Regions from separate parts of the Homo sapiens genome. Here region 2 is linked to region 1. The links are chromatin loops, found by intact Hi-C in ENCODE. Cell type or tissue: K562. All regions are shown on one strand.

Region 1 (2,500 bases):
AGGATCTCCAAAAACGTATTATGATGGCGCAATATTTTATAAACGTGTGGTCTTGGTCACAGGGTGACCTGGTTTAAAAGTGGTAAATATGTCAGCAAATTTCATTAGCACAGGAAAAACAGATCCAGGCGAACAACTCTTGGTAGTTCGTCATCTAATTTTCTCTGCTTTGTTTTGACTTCATAGGATAAAATTTGCTACATTTCTCTTTCCAACCATCACTTAGTGGCTTTTAGGTACTGTTATTAAAATTTCATAATTTTAATAGCCAAGTATTAAAAAGAAATTTCTAATCATTTTCAAATTCTTAACTTAGGGGACTTTTAGTGATTGAGAGTCCTTAATATTTCAAGACCCTCAGCTTGTTGTGATTCCAACATGGGTAACTGGAGACATTGTTCTTTTAATTTAGGTTCAGTGAAAGATTTTTAACTAATGCACTAATCTATGTTTGAAAGTGTTTTTACCAAGTATATTTTAGCAAGATATTATCTGATGACATTAATAGCTATTATTTATTTTTTAAAGGAGTTATATGGTCAAGTATATTTGGAAAATACTGGTTTAGAAGAAAATTAAATAGATTCCTTTTCTGTAGCCTTTAAATAATTGAACGTTCACTATGACTTTCCAAGAAGGAGGCTTGACAGGCATCACTTACTAAGTTTTTTTGACTATGAGGCCTACTTTTCTTGAGTGCATCTTTTAGGACCAACAATCCTTGGATCTCTCTTTGGGAAATGTTACTTCCTTATATTTCATTATAGGGAAATTACACGTTTTCAAGATTATATTATTATTGACTTTACAGTGGATTTAAATAATTTTATTGTAATAGAACTCCCAGGAAATCCAAGTCACTAATATGTGGTATGTGGTTAATCTTCAATAAACATACTATACAAAAAGGATTTAGTTTGTTGGTTCGAAAGACTCAAAAAAATCAATAGCTTCATATGCCAGTGCTGTTTTGTTGCAATATTGCATAAAACCACAAGATGGCAATAGTACTTATCAAATTAAAGAGAGGCCTGTGGTTCTGCTATTGAAACCAAAGGTTAGAGCGCCTTGCAGGGCACACTTTGAAGTTCCCAGGCATTTTCTGGCAGCATATGCTTTGTTGTTATTATCTGGACCATTACTTTCATTGACATACTTTTTATGACGATAAATGAATTGAAAACAAGTCAAAAAGTACGAAAGATGAATCTAGAAAGTATTCGCCCTACAGTAAAATTCAGATTTTGTTATTAATGTCATATTCAAGAACAACCTTTCACATATTCATTTTGTCAGGTAGCCTTAACTTTAGAATTTGTTTATAAAAACATTATTTTGTAATTATAAATTCCATGGTCTAAAAGTTCTAGACTATCCTAGACCTAGGAAATATCAATTTTTTCTAAATGCTGGAATAAAATTCCTTTAAAAAGAGGAATTGGACGGTTTCTATAATGTTTACTCATGTAGCAAAGGAGTACATGTTCTTAATGCTATATTTATTTATTTTTTACAAGGCAGGATACTGATGGGCACTTCAACATTCTGTGTAATATTTAAAGCCTTTTATGTTATTTAAGACAACACAACTAAACGTGGTCTGAATGTGTCCATTTTTATGTAGCAATAAACACAGCATACACAAGATGGCAGCCTATCTTCCCTTAAACTAGTATTAAAGATATTTAAAATGTAAATAGCTGTCTATTAATGATACTCTTGCTTTTCATTCTCAGAATAAATAAGCCTCCTGGTTAACAAGTTTAAATCAGTCTCATTCCAAACCTAGCACTTAATGAAACAGAAACAGCTACTCACGTTTTGGGAAATCTACAACTACTCAATAATGCTAAGTCTTCATCGAAAACAATGCCAAATTGCAACTCAGTGTCACAAGAAGAAGGAGGAGGAGGAATAAGAAAAAAGACAAAAGAAAAAAAGCAGTGAACACATATATTGTGGGGACAGTTAAAATTTAAGCTGGATCTTTCTGAAGATAACTGATCTTCCTACAAATATTTAAAGCTAGCTACCTTTGCTGTCCAATTGTAACAGAGGGTATCCTTGTAGAATAAGGTCCTTCACATTTGAGAGGTTGTAAAAATAGTGACATTCAAAACATCAGTGATTTAAAAATCTTCAAAAAGGGTACCTTATGGATGTGTTAAAATAATTTCCATAAGCTATTCTATTCCCTCATTTTTTGCTGGAGACTTGTTATGCCCTAGGATGGAAATATTTCATAATGCTAAATAACTAAATATATTAAAATTTAAATGCAAGAGGTTTATAATCACAGGTGGCTTCATATAATAAAATAAAAGTAAACCAACATTTTTTCCATAATGAACATGAATATTCCAATGAATTTAAAATTTCTGGTAAGTTACCATGATATAGCACATAGATTAATTTAAAATAATAGTATGGTAAAGTGTAGCATAGGATGGCACTAGGTATATTTATTTCCTGAAGAGTAGTAGAAGGCAGTTCAGGTAAC
Region 2 (2,500 bases), 480 kb after region 1:
CCAAAGAGCAAGAGAGGCATGTATATGGAGTGTATGTCCAGCATGACTTAATTAATTTCCAATGATAAACATCACAAACTAAATTATATGCATATAATTTTGTCTGAAAACATCAGAGCAATTATTACTTTAACTGTCTGTACCATACATTGTAAGACAGTCTGAATATTTTCAATAACAAACATTGTTCTTGCCAATCTAACAGTTTTACCTATTCTAAAAGGGAATTTGAAGCCAACATCTTATCATGAGCAAGTCACATGCAGAAAACACACACAGAAACCACTCACAAGTCCCCATCCCTCATCCTACCTCTTCCCAGTCCCATACCTCATTTAATTCAGATTGGATTCCCCTCTCTCCTCAAACCCTCGGCCACTCTACAGTGACTTCTCAACTGATGATATATGATTCCAACCCTTTTATCCACTTCTATTCTTAAAAATCTTTCATTCTCTGTTATTTAATACTTCTATGGTGCATCATCTTGATAGGTCCCGTAGGTACCTTCCTGTACCTCTATTACTTCTGCTTTTGCCCCACATGAGTAATTCAAGGCCTCTTTAAATGCCCCCTAAAAAAAAAATCCACTCACACAGACTCATTGGTAGCAATGGGGACTTTATGGAAGATTTTGCCTGAGACAAATGCAACCTAAAGTCCCCCTTGGCACATTCCCCAGGTTCTTTGGGGGCTTTTCTCCTCCATTCTCCTGCCTCTGACCTTTCTCTCCTCTGCTAGACAATGCAGGTCCTCTCTGCCCCTGCTCCTCTCCCAGCCACATACCGGCACTTAGCAGGAGTCAGCAAACTATCACACTTAGCCACATTTACCCACAGCTAAGAATGGCTTCTATGCATTCTAATAATTAAAGAGTTCTATTTCATAACATGTGAATATTACATAAAGTTTGATTAGACTATAACCGTACTCATTTCTTTACATATCTGTGGCTGCTTTCCCACTGCAATGGAGCATTGAGTGGTTGCAACAGAGACTATATGGCCCACAATGCCTAAAATATTTACTATCTGGCCTTTGACAGACAACGCCTAGCATGAGTAATAATCCCCACCACAAGGGAACTTATCAAAGTATTTCCTCCACACACAACCAGTGAGCCCCAGGCCATGAGAGGAATTCTGCATGGATAACACTACATTTCAGTGTGGCTGTGGTTAGCTCCCAGCCAGCAGTGCTCCTGTCACTGTGTGTTTGTATTTTAGGGTATGTAGAGGGGGTGTTAACAGTAGCTGGACTGAACTCAAGCTCAGGACAGGAACCCAGAGTGTACTTACCTTGCCTCTGGCACCTCCCACATCACCCCACAAATACTTGCTAGACACACTGAGTCTCGTCACCTCAAAAAACTGCAGACTTTTTCAATACTAATTTTTTATGTTTAAATTAACTTATTTAAATGAAACAAAACATTTTTTCCCATAGATTTCATTCACTTTCAAGTAATCTGTACGAAGAAGTTGAGAATAATAAAAAATGGACAGAAAACCAATTTCTCAAATATAGAAAAGACCACCTGGGCCATATAAATGAATGTCTGAAGGTCCTACAGGAGAAACTGGTGAGGAGTTCTGTTATTTTGTGAAGCAAGCACCTGCATAGTCCTTGTTAGCAGTGAGTAAAGGTCTGGGAATTTGTACTTCAACATTTATGGTAATCTTCACTGCTTCAGTAACTTTTTTTTTTTTAAACACCACAATAGGAGTCCAGAGGCCTGTCTTCTGGTCCTGTTTGCTACTCCCCAACTCTGCAAACCTGTGTTTCTCAGAGTGTGCTCTACCTGTACCAAAAGAATCTGAAGAGGTTTTTTTTTTTAAAAAAAAAAAAATAGATTGCCACCCCAGACCCAGAGAGTCTGACTCTCTTGGGGCCTCCCCTGGGAATCAGTGGTTAAAGGCACACTCCCTGAGTGATGTGCAGACAAGTCATTTGACTTTTCTGAAGATCTCTTAGTAGATTAAAAGTTTTCAAAACTCTTTTTTTCAGATCAGACCATGTAAAGACAGCCCCAAGCTTTGGGGTGAGGCTACCAAGGTTTATGAGAAATATACTTATTTCAGGGGTCCCCTCTCCCACTGCAACCAGCACACCTTACCCAATGGGAAGGGCAGCACAGCGCCATCACTGTGGTCAATGGCTGCCAGTCCTGCAGGTGACTAAAGTAAGATGTTTTGAGAACTTAGGTAGAGAGACTTTAGGCAGAGGCAGCTCAGGAAATAATGTCCCCAGCTCCAGCCTGAGTTTGTAAACAGCTGATAGAGTTACAAAGGAGCCAAGAGTTGGAGATAAACATAAAGCTTTATCACTGGTAAGGCTATCGAAGTATGTGTGGTAAGACTGCAGCTGCCGAGTGGGACTGCTAGCTCTTCACTCCTGAATTAGGCAGATTCCTTTACCAGTTATACGCAGCACTAGGTAACCGTGGGGTCATTGTGCAGGCAGAAACCTCCCACCATAAGGAACACAGAGACTGGAATCC

What was found. Peaks named below come from ENCODE experiments on the same cell type or tissue, not always from the same donor. Only the 100,000 strongest peaks of a DNase experiment are listed, where the experiment ranks them.
Region 2: it touches region 1 in a loop (2.9-fold over the local background); 2 of 110 quality-filtered maps call a loop at or near these places.

The regions. Positions count from the first base shown.
Region 1 is chr5:94,967,692-94,970,191 of GRCh38, forward strand. All of the region lies in intron 2 of MCTP1 (multiple C2 and transmembrane domain containing 1), which reads right to left. Among named protein-coding and RNA genes, the nearest start is that of MCTP1-AS1, 9.8 kb to the right of the region's middle. In K562, CTCF peaks have their summits at 985 (motif pointing right) and 1,637 (motif pointing right); a DNase peak (open chromatin) is centred at 1,030.
Region 2 is chr5:95,445,116-95,447,615 of GRCh38, forward strand. It overlaps FAM81B (family with sequence similarity 81 member B), which reads left to right. Exons shown (of 10, transcript NM_152548.3): 8 at 1,447-1,582. Among named protein-coding and RNA genes, the nearest start is that of FAM81B, 55 kb to the left of the region's middle. In K562, no CTCF peak of the experiment used is centred here; a DNase peak (open chromatin) is centred at 1,106.